Linked DNA regions of Homo sapiens: all the other regions are linked to region 2. Evidence: chromatin loops called from intact Hi-C (ENCODE). Cell type or tissue: OCI-LY7. All regions are shown on one strand.

Region 1 (2,500 bases), 130 kb before region 2:
TAAAGGAGAAGAAAGGGGTGGGTGACCTGAATCTCTAAATAAATACACTAGGCAAATATTTTGTGAAACTTTTGTTCACATTTATCCAGAGAAGTCCCCTTTACTGTTTTCTATTCTTTTCTATTTCATATTTTACTTTTGGCTATGGCCCACTAAATTGATCTTACAGTTCAAAAAAAGACCACAGTATCTGCTGTTTTAAAATCACTGTTCTCTCCAGGTTCTACCTCTTGTTCACCTTCATTGCTGTTACTTGTGGCAGACCAAGTTGAAGTCAGAATTTGGCCTCCTGATTATTTACAATGGGAATTTGGACCACTTTAGGCTAATTCCAAACCATTGCTATAATACATAATCGTGTGACAATTCATTATGTGTGTGTGTGTGTGTGTGTGTGTATATATATATATATATATATATATCTGTGTCTGTAATTTCTAGAAGTGGAATTGCTCAATCATTTATAAGTTACAATTATAATAATTTATAATATTTATGAGTACTTATAAAGCTTGTTATGCACATTGCCAAATTGCTTTCCAAGGTGTATAACTTGTATTTTCACAAGCTATAGATGAGAATGCTTATCTCACTGCACTCTAGCTCTATCAGCTAGAGTGTTATAAGTATTATACTCTTTCTTATTATTATCAATTTTAAAAGACAAAATCATTTTATTTTACTCACATTTCTTTTATTATTAGCAATGCTTATGCTTATTACAAATCTTTTTTGGCTATTATTTTATTTTCTGTGATCTATCTAATCTTGTCTTCCCCCAGTGTTTCAAGTTGGGGTCATTGAAATGTTTTAAATTACTTTATAGAAGAGCTTTATATTTCAAGGACATTTATGGCACACATTTTCCCTATTTGTTGTTTGATTTTATTTTTATTTATGACTTCTCTTGACATAAAGTTTTATTTTTTAATTGTTATGAAGGTAAACTGATCTTGTTTCCTTTAGGGTTTCTCTCATTGCTCTTAAGCTTACTATGTCCCTCAATATGTGCCAGTAACCTACCTATTCTCCCTTTCATTGCTTGTTGAAGCTTTCTAATTTTCATAATGCTTTCACTCTTAATCTTCTTCTTCTGTCTTTCCTGAACAAAATATTCTTGCTGTATCTTCCTAGGGTTCATCATCATTATTAATTTCCAATGTGTGTCAAAACCATATCTTACCTGCTTCTTAAGAGTGAAACAATGGATTTTTAAATGCAACATGATTTACGCTACTACAATGATCTCTGCTATTTAGTCTCCAGTGGGGTGTCTGATGCTTCTGTCACACTGACCAAGAGAGTTATGCTTTGTAGGAGCAAAAAAAGATTGCTGAGTATATGATGTGGTTGAAAGACTGTCAGGAAACTTTTTCACTTCCTACTCAAAATATTAATATTTCCTCTTAAAAGTGACAACCCATACACCTGCAATTATAGAGATATATGATACTGACAAATGAAAGAGGAGGCAGATTATTTGGTACAAGTGTATAAGTGTCTAAAAATGTCCTGACCTCAATCTCTTAGTGAAAAAAAAGACTAAAGATGAAAGAAGGTAAAAGACAAAAGAGCAAAAGAGAAGCTGATGCTGAAGATGAATGTCAAGTCACAAGACTCATGCCAGTCTCGTGGTAATGAAGGAATAGTTTATTATAATTAGAATAATTGTGATGAACATTTATTGGAACTGGCCAAGTGCCAAGGTGCTGCAGTAAGTTCTAGAAATAGTCCAATAAGGTGTTGTTCCTACCCTTATGGGGCTCACAGCCTAGTTGAAATGACAGAATGTGAATCAGTTATTACAGAACAGAACTTTAGTTTCTACAGTAGATTATCCATTTGTTCCAGAACTTGGAATATAAATTAGTCTTGTGGTTGTAGTTTCCCATGGGAAGTATTGCATGATATGATATTTGAAGGATGTGCAGAACTTAGCTAGATGAAAAACAATGCAATGTGGAGATAGTAGTCCAGGCAAAGAAAACAGTATGCTCCCAGGTAGGAGGCACTAGCAGAGCCTGAAATGGCATGTTTAGAGAAATGCACATAGTAGAAAAAGCTCAAGAAAAATATGAAGTTTGGAGTGCATGATGTGACTAGAGAGATGGCTTCCAGGTTTGGAGGAGTTTGTGTGCTAAGCTACAGAGTGTGTCAGGAAAGCCATCGATGTTAGGAAAGTACTGTAAGCAGGGATATAATATCTTATGTGATATGTTTTGAGATAATTGTGATTGCAAGAGGATGATGGATGAGAAGGGATGCAGACCAAAGGTGACAGGGGTGGGAGAGACTGATTGTGAAGCTATTGTATTAATTCAGGCAAGAATTGATGTACAATGAAATATTTGGGGAGAAGTAAATAGACATGAGAGAGATTAAAGAGATGGAATCTGTAAGACGTGATGAAAGACAAGATGCATGGAGAAGGAGAGGGAACAACCTAGGATAATCCACATTTCTAGCTTGGATTCCTGGGGAAGATGGCAGTGTTACTTAC
Region 2 (2,500 bases):
CAGCAATGCACAGGAGAATTTAGCACCCAAGGTCTCATCTAATTAAGTTGATCCACTTTGTATAAAATTCAAATATTATAGGAGTCATTAAACATTAAAATAACAGAATAATTTTGGAAAATCTAGTTTAAAAGTTTTCGCTTTATGACAAGCTATTTAGATTATTGAGTCATAAAAATAACTTTAAATCAGTAGAGAAAAGTGGATGGCTGCAAAAGCTTTCTTTAGAAATTACCAATAGCAATAACAAGCAATGGCTACTGACATTTGTTGTACAATACTGATTGTAGTTTGTGTAAGTTACACAGATATTATTGGTGATGCAGGGCATACAATGTGCAAAATAAAACAGCATGGACTTCCTCTCCTCAAGGGAGGAATAACTTGCTTTGTAATGAATTAAAGCTAATTAATTCAAAGTTAACCAGTCTTTTTAACATATACTGAAAATCTCTAGGAAAAAAAAGTAAGAACAGTTGCCCATCATTAAGTCTAATTATTTAGTTACTTATGCCTAATCACAATAAAGTTGAAGTCTGATGTATGGATTTTATTTCATTGATATTAAAAGATGGGATGAGATTTAACCTTTCTCTGCCAAAAATAATCCTTTTTTTCTTTTTTTTTTTAAGAGTATGCCTGCTTTCTATATTATTGTCTTCTCCCTTGGTTTGTATATACCCTTAAAGTTTTAACTTGTTCCAGTTTCCCATGCTGGGAGCTTTAGGAGTTTGAAATTAAAATACCAATCCACTGGGGCGGGGTTCCTCTGAGCCATGAGAAACATGGCTCAAAGTTCTGAAATTAAAAAGCGAAAGTTTTGGTCAAAGTCCTACTCCTGAATTGGTCTCTGGCAAGTTACCAAACTTCTGTTTCTCAATGTGTTTAAAACAAAACTACTTTCACCTGCCTAAAAGAGGAATCGAGAAACACAGGTGTTGCACAGTGGGGCATCTCTTAGGAAGTTCTTACCACTCTGGCAATACCTAACATTCTGGACTTGCAAAAATGACTGTTCCTTTAGTACTTTTAGCTAGAGCAGAGCTGTATGGGGTTCTCTAAATAAAACCACATGCTTCACATGAATGTTAGTGGTCCCATTTGGCATTTTCTCAGGGAAAAGATTCTTACTCAGGCTTCTTTGGTGAAAGTTCTGGTATCCATAGGATAACTTTAGGCCCTCATAATTCCCAGAGGGAATTCCCAGAGGACGTGGCCCACTCTTAGAACACAACTCCATGCCTAATTCTAAACCAGTGGAGCAACAGTGACCCCCAGTGGCCAATGGTGTGGTCTTCTTACCCCCCAGTTTGTACTTCTAAGGAGAGTTGAATAATTACATAGTGGAATAGTAACCATCCAATCCATCTTGGCAACTATTAAATTAAATAAATCAATACCCCTCTGACCTGCTTGGTTTTATTTTAACAACAATGCCTAAATATCAATATAGCAGTGGCAATAATGTATCTCTGTTAAATAGAGTGCTTGTTAGGATTTTGATTAATGTAGGGTCAATAACGAATCATTTTTTGTTTCAATCCTGTTATTGAAAACACCGTAGAGTGTATTAATTCCATGTTTGGGGGCTAAGTTGTTTGTAATTAAATGATTCTTGCTGAGATAACTTGGTTTAAATCCTCTACCATTTACAAGCTATTTGAACTTAGATAAGTCGTTTAAGCTTTTTGAGCCTTTGTAAAATGTAAGAAATGTTAGCTTTGTTGTGAGAATTAGAGATACTACATATAATATGCCTGGAATGCAGCAGGCACTTAATAAATAATAACCATTTTGGTAGTGGTGGGATAGGCGATTGGGCTTAATGTATAATGATGCCAGAGGTTTTATTAAATTGTTGAAACAAATTCATTAGATAAGCATTTTGTGTAATGAGGACTGAGGAGTGGAAACGCAGTTCCACCTAACATATGTGTTCTTCTTTCATTTCTTTCTCTAGTCTTTGAAGCCATCAAATCATGCTACCATCCAGAGTATAGTGAGAGCTGTGGGGGTCGTTCCTGGGATTCCTGAGCCTTGCTGTGTACCAGAAAAGATGTCCTCACTCAGTATTTTATTCTTTGATGAAAATAAGAATGTAGTGCTTAAAGTATACCCTAACATGACAGTAGAGTCTTGCGCTTGCAGATAACCTGGCAAAGAACTCATTTGAATGCTTAATTCAATCATTAGTTTATTTTTATGGACTTCTTCCTGTTTTTTTTTTTTTTTTTTTTGCACTGCCAATGCATTTTGTTTCAAAAGATTATTTCTATAGTCAGAGGGGAATGAGCAAATAGACTGAAGATTGCCACCAAGGAAAAGAACTGTATTTGTTTCTGAATGTAACTTAAAGCAAGATTTTTAGTAAATATGGACATCTATTTCTCTTTTTGTAATCAAACACAACAACTTATCAAACTGTTTTTAGAACTGTTAGAGAACACACTGGTTTATTTTTGTAATGTTCTTTGAAAACAGAATGGAGAAGCAGCAATAG
Region 3 (2,500 bases), 180 kb before region 2:
CTGCAGCTGCTTCCTCAGATGGGGCATATTTTTACTAGATTAACACAGACTTCACTAACCACATATAGTGATACCACCATCACCCTTGAGTTACTCATGCATAGTACCTGCTAGCTTCTTTTAGGCATTTGAGTTTGTGACTTCTGGTTTAAACTGCTATCTTAGATTCTAGAGGTCATATTTTCTGTTAGCCTAGTCATGATATTCTTTGCTCACCCACTACGTGTGAGTTTATTTCAGCCCTTGGTCTCCCTCAGGTTGTTCCATACCGTGGTTACAAGGTTGAACTGCGTCAGTCTGAGATGATTATGATGATGATTTAAAAACAATGATGATGTTAACTGAGCACTTACTGTGCATAGTACTAATTAATAACTAAAGCACTGTACTAAATAATTTATATATTACATATTATATATAAATATTATATATTACATTTATAAATATTATATTATATATAATATTTCATTTTCTCTTTACAACAACCTTATAGGTTAGGGACCTGATATGGTTTGGCTGTGTCACCACCCAAATCTCATCTTGAATTGTAATCCATATAATCCTCACATGTCACGGGAGGGACCTGATGGAAGGTAATTGAATCATGGGGGCAGTTTTCTCCATACTGTTCTCAGGATAGTGAGTGAGTTCTCACAAGATCTGATGGTTTTATAAGCAACTGGCATTTCCCCTGCTGGCACTCATTCTCTCTCCTGCTTTCCTGGGAAGAGGTGCCTTCTGCCATGATTGTAAGTTTCCTGAGGCCTCCCCAGCCATGTGGAACTGTAAGTTAATTAGACCTCTTTTCTTTATAAACTTCCCAGTCTTGGGTGTTTCCTTATAGCAATATAATAATGGACTAATACAAGACCTTTTTCACATTTTAACACTTAAAAAACCTGTATCATTAAAGTGTTAGCTGGCTTAACCAAAGTTATATACAGACACATACATATGTACAACCAGAAATCCAGGACCAAACAGAGATCACTGCCATTATTTTTTTTAATTCAGTACATTATTCCATTTAAGACTTTGACATGTAAAGATGTCACTTTTGACCTCAAATCCATATCCCAATCCTTCCCAGGTCATATTTTTTTTTGTCAGAAGTGTGTCTCCTGTGACAAGACCTAATTTAGGAATATTTTTCAGAACTTTAAGCAATCCTGCTGTCCACAGTTAAGACTAGGAAATTTTGGCCATCCTGTACCCACCCTTGCCACTTCCTTCTTTCATTGAGCTTGGCAGAAAACACCCCTTTGTACTTAACCAGGCTTTCATTTTCAGTCACTGTGAGTAAGAATTATAGTGTCCCCACAGCTTTGTGTGTGGAAGAGCTCTGAACAGAATTAAAAGTGACCTGTAATTGTGGTTTCAGCCTAAAAGTCTTTAGGGAAACATTGGCCCTGACTTGTTGAACCTCAGTTATGTCCCAGGATACTTTTAGAATCTACTCATATCCTCTGAACTGTGGTTCAAAAAAATTTTGTAATATCTACTTGGAATTCTTTTACAGATAAATTTAATTTTCCAATACTTAACTCATTTTAGCTTCTCTTTATTCCAAGCTAAATATTAAGTACTGTCTCTCATGGAAAATTCAGAAATAGAGCAGAGATCCCAAAAGCCATATACTGTGCATATAACCCATAAACTAGGACTAACAATTCCTACTGAATCCTTACTAGAGTATCTGTCTGTGTCATCTAATGACAGAAATTATTCATGCACAGTTTGGTCCATTGCTTTAAAAGAAAAAGTCAGAATCCCAGAGCAATCACTTGGTAGTTTCTTTAGTTGTCTAGAATGTGTTTCCTTGAAGATTGTGTCTCTGGATAAACCTTAAGTGAATAATTAGAGATCTCACAAAACCTCTAGTTTATTGACACTGACTGTGGTTAAGACAGGATTACTCTACATAAGATTTTTTCCAACTTTTTAAAATTTTTGGTCAAAAATACACAACATAAAATTTCAGTTTAACCGTTTAAAGTGTACAGTTGAGTGACATTAAATACATTCAAATTTTTGTGCAACTTTTTCAACTTTTTATTATTAATTTTTTTTAAGTTTTGGAAAAGTTCAAAGAATAGTACAATGAAGGCTAATATACTCACAACCTAGACAAAACAATTGTTAACATTTTTCCAAACTTGCTTCAATTCTCTTTTGGTATTTTGGTGTGTGTTTATTTGTGTCTATGTTTGTACTATTTGAAAGTAGCTTACAGATTTCACCTTAAAATATTTCATCTTGCGTCTCATGAGTATAAGGACATCCTCCTACATAACATCACCATTATTTTAGATAAAAATTCATAATTATTTTCTACTGTCATCTAATGTTTAGCTCATATTTAAATTTTCTTAAGTATGTCCAAAATGTATTATAGCTACTTGTGTGAATCATCATTCAATGTATAAAAATTACATTGCTTGTGTCTCTTTACTGTCCTTTTCTTTAAAAGAGCACCTCTCTCCATACTTCCCAGCCAAAT

The links. A loop is a pair of places that touch in the nucleus more often than their neighbours do. Peaks named below come from ENCODE experiments on the same cell type or tissue, not always from the same donor. Only the 100,000 strongest peaks of a DNase experiment are listed, where the experiment ranks them.
Region 1: a loop joins it to region 2, with 5 times the contacts of the local background. A loop is called at or near these places in 2 of 110 quality-filtered maps.
Region 3: a loop joins it to region 2, with 6 times the contacts of the local background. A loop is called at or near these places in 2 of 110 quality-filtered maps.

Annotation. Positions count from the first base shown.
Region 1 is chr4:80,924,142-80,926,641 of GRCh38, forward strand. All of the region lies in intron 4 of CFAP299 (cilia and flagella associated protein 299), which reads left to right. Among named protein-coding and RNA genes, the nearest start is that of BMP3, 110 kb to the right of the region's middle. In OCI-LY7, no CTCF peak of the experiment used is centred here; a DNase peak (open chromatin) is centred at 1,380; H3K4me3 peaks cover 1,581 bases; H3K27ac peaks cover 1,982 bases.
Region 2 is chr4:81,051,385-81,053,884 of GRCh38, forward strand. It overlaps BMP3 (bone morphogenetic protein 3), which reads left to right. Exons shown (of 3, transcript NM_001201.5): 3 at 1,961-2,500. The coding sequence ends at 2,152. Among named protein-coding and RNA genes, the nearest start is that of BMP3, 22 kb to the left of the region's middle. RefSeq lists a silencer at 894-943. In OCI-LY7, CTCF peaks have their summits at 1,273 (motif pointing left) and 1,495; DNase peaks (open chromatin) are centred at 927 and 1,267; H3K4me3 peaks cover 2,312 bases; H3K27ac peaks cover 2,500 bases.
Region 3 is chr4:80,875,716-80,878,215 of GRCh38, forward strand. The region is part of intron 4 of CFAP299 (cilia and flagella associated protein 299); the gene reads left to right. Among named protein-coding and RNA genes, the nearest start is that of BMP3, 150 kb to the right of the region's middle. In OCI-LY7, no CTCF peak of the experiment used is centred here; DNase peaks (open chromatin) are centred at 106, 576 and 1,276; H3K4me3 peaks cover 1,404 bases; H3K27ac peaks cover 2,500 bases.